Linked DNA regions of Mus musculus: region 2 is linked to region 1. A link is a contact called in ENCODE Hi-C or POLR2A ChIA-PET data. All regions are on one chromosome and are shown on one strand. The core of a region is the stretch at or near the end of the contact, and the rest is flanking DNA. Distances in the headings are between cores, read along the strand shown. Region 1 holds the start of Cnot4 (CCR4-NOT transcription complex, subunit 4). Region 2 holds the start of Nup205 (nucleoporin 205).

Region 1 (6,136 bases), core at 2,586-5,085:
TAAATATGACCACGCACACATACAATAAATAATTAGAAATAAAAGTTTACCAGGTTCAAGTGGGCAGTCACTACTCTTCTGAAGTCCTGCTGACTTTCACATGAAGTTCTCTGCTTCCATTTCATACATGCTATTTCAATCATCATTACTTTCCTCTTCTCCTTTGCAACCAAAGGAGCCCCCATCTGCAAGGCCACTCAATCCAGAGAAACAGGACTCATTCAAGAGAACCCCTTCATTTCCACTTTATCACCCAGTCCTGTTATTTCAATCTCAAAGAATGTATCTTGGTTTTATTACCTTTTTTCCATCCTTGCTGCCACCACAATCAGAATAACCATCTGGATGACTAAAATATTCCCATAATTAGTTGTTCCAAGTTCATTCTTGTCTTTCTTCAATCCATTCGCAACACAGCAGAATGATCTATTTATGAAAATGTATAAAACTGGTTTATATGCATAACCTTAAATCAATGAAGCAATTTATGAAGTTATGTCTCCCTTCCTACCTCTTCCAAATACAGCCCTCTATTTAACTAACTCCACATTATGTGTTTGATGTGTATGAATTTGATGTGTATGTAATTTTATAGATGTGTTCCTGGAGTTGGAGAGTTGGCTCAGTAGTGAAGGGCATGTGCTATTCTTCCGAAGGGCCTGGGTTCAGTTCCCATCCCCCACACTGGGCTGATCGCACCTGGTTGCCATCCCAATTCCAGGGGCACCTGACAGCTCAGGCCTCTTCCACCAGTGATAGTCACATATACACACTCACACACAGAACTACACAGGTACACAGAGGTAAAAAATAATAAAGTAGAAATAAATGAGAAATGAATAATCCTGAGTTAGGTGTGGGAGGCAGAGGCTGGTGGAGCTGGAGGCCACTGTAATCTCCAAATTGAGTTCCAGGACATCTAGGGCTGTACAGAGAAACTCTGTCTTGAAAAACCAAATAAAGGCTGGAGAGTTGGCTCAGTGGTTAAGAGCACTGACTACTCTCCCAGAGGTCCTGAGTTCAATTCCCAGAAACTGCATGGTGGCTTACAACCATTTGTAATGGAATCTGATGCCCTCTTCTGGTGTGTCTGAAGAGATCGACAGCATACACATATACATAAGTAAACAAATAAATAAATTTAAAAAAAAACAAATAAAAAAGAGACATTCCTGCATCTTAAAAGAATTGTTACATTGATAAGTATATATGTATACACATATATTAACATGTAAAAATTGGTTGTTAATGTAATAAAAGACCAGGCCTGAAAGGGTAGTGAATATCATTAGTTAGTAGTTGTCCCTTTGTGTCAGTCAGTCTCCATCAATAAGCAGATAGTGATATTGTGTGTGGCAGTGGTGGCTCAGGCTTTTAATCCCAGCACTTGGGAAGCAGAAGCAGGCAGATCTCTGAGTTCAAGGCCAGCCACAGAGTTTCAGAATAGCCAGAGCTTCATTAGAGAAACCCAGTCTCAAAAACAAAACAGAACAAAATTCCCCAAACAAAATGCCAAAACCCAACAACGAAAGTGACGTTGTTTCCTAGTGTTGGATTCTCACAGTGCAGGAGCTCAGTGTGCTACCCTCCCTGCAGAAACGGGAGAGCCAGTCTTCAGAATTCTATCTGAAGAACCACTTTGTGTCTCTCATGACTGCTAAATGAAACACCTGTGTATGGTTATCTGAATACAACTTACATCTAATTATCCAAAGTCTAACTTGCTTTACACATGAACACGAAGCTGTTGGTGTTTTTAGTTCTAACAAATGAGGAGCACATTAAGAAATAATCTAGTGGTGTAACTAAGGGTAGATGCGTGTTGCCTACCGGAGAGAGACCAAAACACACTTCTTTCAATCAGTTAGTATTCATAACTTTCACATACATGAAGATTTTGTTCCAAGTGCTAGCAAATAACCATTTTATTATATTTTTAGAGCAATCATGTTTATGGAAATATAGATAATTTTACTGTATATTACTCTGTAACTTTTTTTTTTAACCTTTGAAGATTGAATTCAGGGTTTTGTGCCAGGAGGGACTTTATCATTTAGTTACGTTCCAGGCTTTAACTTTTTTTACTTAAAAAAAATGTATTTACTTATTTTATATATGTGAGTGCACCGTAGCTCTGTTCAGACACACCAGAAGATATCCCATTACAAAAGGTTGTGAGCCACCATGTGGTGGCTGGGAATTGTACTCTCGCCACTGAACTGTCTCTCCAGCACCTAACTTTTTTACTTTGAGACAAGGTCTCATACCACTATGCCCAAATGTGATATATATATATATATATATATATATATATATATATATATATATATACACACACACACATACACACCCATATATATGTATGTGTATATATATGTATACACATACACACACACATATATAATTTTTAGCAATTTCATTCCTGTGTAAAATAAGTTGAGTCATTTTTATGCCCCTCCCCCTGCCCCCCAACATTTCCTCTCTCTTACACCAAAGAAACTGGTCTGGTTGCCTTTTTTGTGGTTTTTTTTTTTTTTTTTCTGCCTCTAGACATGGTTTGTAGACCAAGCTGGCCTTGAACTCAAAGAGATACACCTGCCTCTGCTTTCAGAGTCCTGGCTTGTGTCACCACGTCCAGCGAGACTGAGACTTTAAAACTTCAATTTCTTTCCTTACATTTCCCTTTTCTGTTTTAAATCCTCCCCTTAAACCTTTTGCTTTCAGGCCTCAAGTGTGCCAGACTAGCGCCCTACCACTGTGTGACATCCACAGTCCCATCCTACGTATTTTAATCCTGGATTTGAAAACTTGGTTCCTTTCACTTCTCCAAACCCCACTACATGCACACACCCTAGAATGGGGACAGATTTGTGTTTTTGGTCTCTGTTGTATGCTCCCAGCATATGGCACTGAACTGGGTACCAAGGAGCTCAGCACTTATATGAATAGATGAAGAATATAGGCAATAAACAGAATCGACCGCTCCAGGAGCGCCACTTACACCAGAGTTCTGGGAGGCAACCCGGGAAGTTCAGTAAATTGATTTTGTTATTTAGAATTTCTCGGTGCTCGAACCGGCTGCGGTTGTATTATGTCCTTTGAGACGTGTTTACTTGTGCAGTTTGCGAACCTGACGCACACTTCTGTGCAGGCTGGAAGAGTTCTGTGCAGCCAGCAACAGTTTGCAGGTAAGTCCACATGCTTTCACATCATCAGCAACTCATGCTACTCTGACTGCCCGCGTTCTCTTGAGAAATGTGCACATGGCAATTCAGGTATTTCTTCACTGGCGATTTTCCAGTAAGGAGGATGAGCTCAGCTGTACTGGTGGTAAAGGACGTGCAAAGACCGGGAAACGAATTAACGCTCACTTTTCCAAAAGTATCAACTCCCCACTCTAGATCAAATCCCGCGCTCTTGCAATGCTCAACCTGATTCTACCACCATACCGCCCCCGTCAGATACCTATCTATGGCGGGCGGGGCAGAAAAAGACACGTCCTAGCTTCCTCCGAATCAGTTAAGTTTCGTAGAATTTTGGTTTCCTACATTTCAGCTAACATTAGTGAAAACCGCCGACCACATGACACAGTAGCCACACACGCGGGCAGAAGAGGAAGCAAAACAAGAAGAAAGCCGGCGCTCCAGTAGCCACGTGAGGAACGAGTTCCCGAGCGCCTTCTCTAGTGATGACTTCAATTCCCGGCCTGCCCCGGGGCGGTTACTATCGGAGGACTACAACTCCCAGGGTGCAGTGGACCAGTCCGCCGCAACCTCCCACTCGCCCGCCTGCCGCTTGTCCCGCCCCTCCCCCGCCCCGCCCAGCCGGATCGGCATGCGCCTGCGCAGCGGAGGCCGGAGGAGTCTTACCCTAATGTAAGATGGTGGCCCGTCTAGCCGTGGAACCCACCGAAAGCTGAGAGTCTCTCTCTCAGCCGTAAAGGTCGGACTCACTGAAGCAGTCAGGCCCGGTTCTGAAGAGTTTTTTCGCCGACTCTCGTTCATTGGTCTCCTGTGAGGACTCGGCAACGCGTGGAGTCGGCTAAGAGAAAAGCGAGGCAAGGCAGGCGGGTGAGTGTCTGCGGGGCTGGGCTTAGGGGAAACCCGGCGCTGACCGGCTACGAGAGAGCGGAGGCTTCGCTGGGACTGTGCAGGCCGCACCCCCCTTTCTCCCCACCCCCCCACCCCCGCCCGCCTCGTCTTCACCCTCCTCCTCCTCCTCTGGCTGCCTCCTCCTCCTCTTCTTCCTCCCTCTCCCCTCTACGCCACAGCAGTTATCACCAGGAAAAGGCAGCCGGGTTGGAGGCAGCGCGGCAGCGAGCGCCGGCTCTCCTTGGAGAATTTCTTCAATTGAGAACCCAAGAGGGCTTCTCATCACCAGTTTTCCCCGCATTTTTCTGGCAACAGTATCCTTAGGTCTTGGTCCTCCTGTTTCCCCAGCCTCCTTTCCCCTCTGACGTCCTTTCCTACTGGCCCCGGTCTCCCAAGCCAGAGCCATCATTTCCACTCTGACGGGTGCTGCTGCTCACTGCCCACCCGTCCTGCTTGGTGGGCTTTTTTGCCCCTTTTTGCCCCATCCCTTCCAGAAAGGCTGCTCTGGATCTAGCCTCTGCTCCCCTCTGGTGCTTGCAGTCAGCCCCCAGTCTGTCTGCCAGACCCGAGTTGATTCCGATGTGCAAGTCTCCTTTAACCGCATCTGTCATCTTAAAGCCACCTCGTGAGTATCTAAATCATGTTGCTGCTCCGTTGCTCCGTATAACCCACCTGTTTCTTAACCTACTTGAGAATTGTCGGTTCCTTCCCTCTTTCCAATGCAGACTCTTTGAGCACACACTCCAGGATAGGGGAGATGATGCCCCGTGTTGTTCCTTGAAAAGTAAAGGAAGTTAGGAAGTGAATGAAGTGAGTGGGAGACTATTAACGTTAAGAGAAAAGAGCTTTCTTCGGGCTACTCGGGAAAGGAATGTTTTGCTTTTTTGATCTTTTTGTTGCTCATTTGCTATCCTTTTTTACCCCTCTTTTCATTTTCGACCTTCTCCGTGCTACTCAGCATTCTCCTGAATTGCCATTCCTCAGGACACTTGATGTTGTCTCTGATTATACCCATAAAGATCAGCTTAGAATTTCAAAACCAGGTGAATCTAGCGCGCACACACACACTTCATCCCCGAACACCACATGCAAATAAATACAGATGGTATTTTGATTGTATGTGGGTTACAGATTCCTTTTGTATCAATTATTGGCTCCGTTATATTGATGTTTATGTTAATTGATAACATTTATTTGTGATGGGTGCAAATTTGACTTTTCCCCCCTCTCTTTTGATCTGGGAAATTCCCTCTTTTGACATTTCTAGGATAGGAGTTATCAGAATAAGTTGTATGGAAAAACACATTGGGTATGTATGAAGAGAAGTTGATATTTTGGGGTAAACTTAAATTCCTTTTTTTCCCATAGAAACTATGGGGGCTGAGAAAAGAAGTCACAAAGCTGAGCATACGCATGCTTCAATGGCACTTAGCTGTTATTACCTGTAGTAAGTAAGAGCTAGAAACTGAAGAGCAAGGGGTGGCTTATGGTCTCTACAGTAGAGTGAAAGCAGAATTGAAATGCACTAGTTTGTGTAATCAGGAGTTAGAGTATTTGCTATAATACACCACAGTGACATAAAGAATTACCAGAACAGCAAATAAGATTATATAGGTCAGATAAACACATGTCAAGTTTGAACATAAGACATTGTGTTCTTAATATATATATAAAAATATTTAAAGTCACAATAACAGTCTCATAATGAAGTATGTCGCTTATTGGGGGGAAATAGTAACAACTTAAGTGTAAATACAAACGCAGTTCTTCTAGTTACTTTCACACATTACTGTTATTGTAAATCTTACATATTTCACCTATAAAGCTTGACTATTCTTATATTTGATGTTATATTAAGTTGCTGTGAAAAGTTTTTAAAAATGTAAACTAAGGTTAGAAAAGCTGCTCATAAAGCTTCCTCTCCTTCCTCCTCTTCCTCCTCCTCCTCCCCCTCGGCTGTCTGTCTGTCTGTCTTTCTTTCGTTCGTTCTTTCTTTTGTTCTTTCTCTCTTTCCTTTTTTTTTTTAAGACAGGGTCTTTATGTAG
Region 2 (6,136 bases), core at 1,099-3,598, 44 kb before region 1:
GTGCATTTATTTAACTATGGGGGGGGGGGCACAGCAGTGCAAGGGGCAAGCCATGATGTGATGTCATAAAGTTGTGCTTAAAAGCATTAACTGTTTAATTTTGGAGAATTGTTTAACCACTAGAGGTCTTTGCTTCCAAATTAAATCTGAGATATTTAATTGCACTACTGCAAATATTATACACACACACACACACACACACACGCATACATATGGGGTATAAAGGGATTAAATGAGATAAAGCAAGCCTAACACTTGTTCTGGTGATGGGACATAGTACTAATTAAATCACCACCACCTCTCATTTTTCTAGCCTTGGTGACTGCCATCCTAATTCTACTTTTTTTTTCTTTAGTTTAGCTACACTAAGTTAAATATCATTGTTGTGTGTAGAGTCTTGTGTCTGTTGAGTATCTCACTCAATGTCCTCAAAGATCATACATGTACATGTGACAGTACTGCCTTCTTTTTAAAACTGAGTAATATGGGCTGGTGAGATGGCTCACCGGGTAAGAGTACTGACTGCTCTCCCGAAGGTCCTGAGTTCAAATCCCAGCAACCACATGGTGGTTCACAACCACCCATAAAGAGATCTGACGCCCTCTTCTAGTGCAGATGAAGTCAGCTACAGTGTACTTATGTATATTAATAAATAAATCTTTAAAAAAAAAAAAAAAACTGAGTAATATTCCTTTGTGTGTTCATCATGTTTCGTTTATCCACTCACTCACTCATCATCCATTCATCTATGGATGCTTCAGTTCTTCCCAAAGGTGACAAAAAATAACTCTCTTGACTGACTCCTGGCTTTTTAAAATGCTTTCTTTTCTTGAGGCCAATCAAAGCTCTCCTGTACACACTATACTCCTGGGAGCTAGTGACAACTGTCAGTGGCTTGTGTTTAATGGTAACTCAGGATATTATATGCTATAAATGTATGTAACAGAACTATTACATGGAAGCCTGGCTTTTCAAAAAATCTAGTAGTGCATTTAATTTAACTACTTTGAGGGGGGACAAGCATGATGTAATGTCATAAAGTTGTGCTTAAAAGCATTAACTGGCTGGGCAGTGGTGGCGCATGCCTTTAATCCCAGCACTTGGGAGGCATAGGAAGGTGAATTTCTGAGTTTGAGGCCAGCCTGGTCTACAGAGTGAGTTCTAGGACAGTCAGGCCTTCACAGAGAAACCCTGGGGGGGGGGGGGGGGCGGGGAAGAAAAAAAAAGGCATTAACTGTTTAATTTTGGAGAAATTATGTAATCACTGGAAGTCTTTGCTTCCAAATTAAATCTGAGATATTTAATTGCATTACTCCAAATATATAAATGAAATACACACATACACCAGGTATAAAGGGATTCAACAATCAAGACTAACACTTGCTCCAGTGAGCAGACAATATGTTGTCAATACAACAGAAAACTTCATTTCTACAGAACAATTTACCATACCACTTCTGAGATGGTTTATGTACAAAACTCAGATTTAGGTAATTTTCAAAAAATACTGGTAAACTGGCAAGAACCAGTACCAAAAACAGTTTAAAAACAAAACAGTCCTGCTGAAAAAGATGGTCCGTAAACGTTTGCTATGTTGCCTCTTAATTGTACTCATGAATCGAGTGTCTAAAGCCGTGTTCAGGAGTGCCAGACCTCGTACGAAATGTTTGACATCTAAGTCCTCCCCACTAACGACCGGCACCGTGTTCCTGGAACCAGGACAAATCAAAACCCATCCACTTCTTCAAGCATCTCTGAGGGGTTCCAATTACCAAAGATGACCCCAGCCCCAGCTTTTTCACAGCGATGTCACCGTCCGCCGTGGCTGTGACAACGGTGCAGGGCGGCACGTGCTGAGCCCGTGGCACCGCCTCGCGGCTGGCAAGACCTCCTCACCCCCATGCCCCATGACCGGCCCACGGCCCCCTTCCAGACCAGCTTCCTTCCAGCCTCGCCTGGGTCCCACAGCCCGGGACTTGAGCCGTACCTCGGCGGTAGATGGCCTGCCTACACCTGAAGGATATTGGGGGGACGAAGCGGCTTCGGGGGCGCGCGCCTGGCTGCCCGGGACCCCGCCGCTCCGCCTCCCCTTCACACGCCCGTTTCGAGGGCCAAACTGTCGCCGCGCCGCGCGCCATTCAAACGGAGGCGGCGCGGGGCTGCAGGCCGGAGCGCGGCGAGAGCGGGCCCTGCGCACACGCTCGCGCCCGCACTGCCAACGGCCCGACTGCACCAGCGCTCCCCACTCGCCGGCCCCGCCCCCCGTGGGTCCCCGCGGGTCCCTCGCGGGCCCGCCGCGCTCACCCGAATTTACCGCCAACAGCGCCGCCATCTTGGAGGAGGACTGAGAGAGCGCTCCTGCCGCGGGGAGGACCCCGGGCCCGAGGGCCTGCCCGCGTCGACGCCTGAACACAAGGGCGTCCCCAGGGCCTCCGAGAACGCCATGCGAGGCTCGAGCGGGTGTGCACAAGGCTCCCCGCCCTGCTCTGGCCTAGGGCCATCGAGTCTAACTGCGACCATTACCGTTAAAACAAGCCGAGGGCAGCCGGTTCGGAGACTAGCTGTGCAATGCATCATGGGACCCGTAGTTTTATTTCGAGTGAGCCGTGCAGTTGACTAGTGTTCAAAAAAGGGAAATCAGTGAAACTGAAAAAGTTCTTGCTGGGCGTGGTGGCGCACGCCTTTAATCCCATCACTCGGGAGGCAGAGGCAGGCGGATTTCTAAGTTCAAGGCCAGCCTGGTCTACAAAGTGAGTTCCAGGACAACCAGGGCTATACAGGCTATATACCCTGTCTCAAAAAAAAAAAAAAAAAAAAAGAGAAAAAATTCTCATGACCTTCATTTCAAGTTAAATTTTATTTGAATAGCCATCCCCCTTACCTTAAGAGAGTAGAGTGAAGTGAGTAAGTGATTAAGGAATTTCTATTTAATAAGTATATTCTGTAGACATAATCACATTGTGCTTCGAAAATTACAGACAGGGCCTGGAGAGATGGTTCAGAGGTTAAGAGCACTGAGTGCTCTTCCAAAGGTCCTGAGTTCAAATCCCAGTAACCATGTGGTGGCTGACAACCATTTGTAATGAGATCTGACGCCCTCTTCTGGGATGTCTGAAGACAACTACAGTGTACTTACATATAATAAATAAATAAATCTTTGGAAAAAAAAAAGAAAATTACAGACAGCGACAAAATTTGAGTACTGCCTGCCTGACTTCAAAAGTGTCACCCATTTGCTTCCTCATCCCCAACATGTTGAGTCAAATTCGACATAAATTTCACAAACACCAAATGTTTTTTCTACCTAAGCAACCAAAACTACTAAACTTACTCGTTAAATTTAAAATTTGCTAGCCGGGCGTGGTGGCCCACGCCTTTAATCCCAGCACTTGGGAGGCAGAGGCAGGCAGATTTTCTGAGTTCTAGGCCAGCATGGTCTACAGAGTGAGTTCCAAGACAGCCAGGGCTATACAGAGAAACCCTGTCTCAAAAAAACAAAAAGAAGAAAGAAAGGAAAAACACGTTACAGAATAGAATGGAAGCGGGCTAGTGAGATAAGAACCTAAAAAGCCTACTAAGTAACTTCTACATACGTTAGAAGTACTAATTCTGTCTTAAGCTTTCATTAAGTCTACTGTAAAATATAATGATTTCTGTGAATGATTGATGTCAGTAGCGATCTGCTTGAAAGCTCTTCGCTTATATTTGGAAGCCTTCAATGGAGAGTTCTAAGCCAAGCACCTCTTTCACTAGCGACTGACCAGACTGCCCTTACAGCAGCCCTGCTATTCTGGAGAGTTTACAGACACCCTGGGGATATGCTCACATTTGCACAGCTGAAGACATGCTCCAGTCATGGTCACTCCACAGCCTGTACTAGCCTTTGAATGCACTGGAATTAGACTAGCCTAAGTGAACTCCCAGTGACCCTGTGACCATTTTCAAGCAGGCTATAGGAGGAGCACTCTTCCTGGTGTTCGATCATCAGAGGACTTGTGATTGGTACAGAATGTAATTCATTTGCATGAAGGATTGTGCTATGGTTGGTGCAAACAACCTTACCAAATACCCCTTCTGGTTATATAAGCAGGCTGTTTGGTTTTCTTTTCAAGTCAGCTGTGAGACACCCTTTTTGAACTGTCTCTGCTGTTACATCCTTAAAACCATTAAAAGGTTCTCTCAAAAAATAAAAATAAAAAAAAGGGTGGTGGTGGCTCATGCCTTTAATCCTAGCACTAGGCAGGCAGGTCTGTGTGAGTTTAAGGCTAGCCTGGTCTACAGAGTGAGTCCCAGGGCAGCCAGGGCTACATGGAGAAATCCTGTTTCAAAAATAAATGAAATGAAGTAAAATAAAATAATTATCTTTATAACAGAGCCCTGGATGTCCTGGACTAACTTGATAGACCAGGCTGGCCTCAAACTCACAGAGACCCACTGGCCTCTCTCTGCCTCCAGGTGCTAGGATTAAAGGTGTGGGCCACAAGGCCAGTATGGCTTGCTAAACTGATTGGATAAAGACAGGCAGATGAAGTGACAGCAGAGTAGTTACTGAAGCAAAGGTCACAAGGGCAACAACAGCTACAATAGCAGCAGGTTCAGACCCAAAGTGGCTGACCGGTTCCAGAGGGTCATAGGGTACTAACAATCTAAGAACTGGGAGAGAATGTCAAGGATGTATTGTGGAAATATAAAGAAGCCAAGAGAGAACAGAGCATAAAACTTAACAATAGAAGGACATAGCAACAAAATTTGAGTACTGCCTGCCTTGAGAACAAGAGGGGATGGGAAACTGGGCTTTCACTGCAGGAAGGGAGAGGTCTAAGGAGCTGCTACACCTTAAGGACCCGGAGCCCGGAGACGCTAGGCCTGAGAGACGAAATGCGTTGCCAAAGACTATGGTTCTTGATGGATAGGCCCACGAGCTGTGACACTAACTGATACTACTTGCTGCTGCCTCCCGATCTTCTTAGTACTTCTAGAAGCCACAAATTACAATAGCCACTGAGCGGCCTAAACATAGTTTATATGGTGGCTAGTGTTAATTGTCACTTTGACAGACTCTAGACTCACCTGTGAGACAGGCTTCTGAGAATGCCTGTGGACAATTATTTTGATTATGTTTATTGAGGTGGGAGGAAAAACACCGCAGTAAGGGTGGACCACCCTCTGGCTGGGATCCTTGACTGTTTGAAGAGGAGCTGAGCAGCAGCATGCATGGATTTGCCACTCTGTGCTTCCTGGTATGGCCAAGCTCCTCCGGTCTAGACAGAACAGTTGTACCCTTGCACTATGAGCTGAAGAGAATTCCTTCTCTCTTGAGTAGCATTTGTCAGGGCATTTTAAAACAGCAACAGGAAAATGAGCTAAGACAGGGAGGGTAAAGGCCAGAGCAACAACCCTTGGACCAGAAGACTACCATGACTAAGTCTCTAACGTCAAAAGTCTGGAGCAACAGCCCTCTGCTTCCAGGGCTTGGAGTTCTAAGTATCTGGGTCTGTTACTCTAAATCCTAGGCTTTGGCTACTCAAGGGCTGTAGACAGCCTTACTGAAAGAACGATTCCTTGCCCACTTGTGATTTCTATCTGGGAACACTAGGACTCCTGCCCAAGTGAAGTGTTATCTGCTGACATAAAAATGGGAAGGTCAAAAACTCAAGGGTCACTCAGAAACTGAGTTTCCTTCAGTTGACAACATGTGTTCATTCTACCTTGCAAGCATTCCTGGGGGGCTGGAGAAATGGCTCAGTGGTTAAGAGCACTGACTGCTCTTCCAGAGGTCCTGAGTTCAATTTCCAGCAACCACATGGTGGCTCACAGCCATCTGTAATGGGATCCAGTGCCCTCTTCTGGTGTGTCTGAAGACAAACTGTACTCATATACATAAAATAAATAAATCTTTTTTAAAAAGAAAAACAGAAACAAACATTCTTGGGACTCTGTTATCTCCTGCCAGGACCCTTCTCTGAAGGTCTCATCTCATACTGGATATTTTCCAACCTTATTTGAAATACTCTTTCTGATTTCCAGCTTGTTCTCCCTCGTGGATTCTTAGAGTGGTTTTCAAATCCACAAGGATGTCATGTTTTGTCCTCATTAATATTCTATTACTTAATAGTGTCATTTGAAAACTTAGCAA

Evidence for each region. Hi-C counts contacts between places; a loop is a spot of excess contacts on that map. ChIA-PET counts read pairs that join two places held with the same protein, here RNA polymerase II (POLR2A).
Region 2: a loop to region 1 is called in a map of heart, with 9 times the contacts of the local background. The contact joins the promoter of Nup205 here to the promoter of Cnot4 in region 1. A Hi-C loop is called at or near these places in 19 of 37 maps with a recorded cell type or tissue (CH12.LX, T-helper 1 cell, T-helper 17 cell and 6 more). POLR2A ChIA-PET finds 5 or more read pairs at or near these places in 1 of 5 experiments (embryonic stem cell).

The regions. Positions count from the first base shown.
Region 1 is chr6:35,131,436-35,137,571 of GRCm38, reverse strand. It overlaps Cnot4 (CCR4-NOT transcription complex, subunit 4), which reads left to right and starts at 3,835. Exons shown (of 12, transcript NM_001164413.1): 1 at 3,835-4,070. Gm33046 (a long non-coding RNA gene) reads right to left here and starts at 4,041. Exons shown (of 5, transcript XR_868974.2): 1 at 3,870-4,041; 2 at 3,002-3,324; 3 at 301-426.
Region 2 is chr6:35,173,828-35,179,963 of GRCm38, reverse strand. It overlaps Nup205 (nucleoporin 205), which reads right to left and starts at 2,348. Exons shown (of 43, transcript NM_027513.1): 1 at 2,305-2,348. The coding sequence starts at 2,332.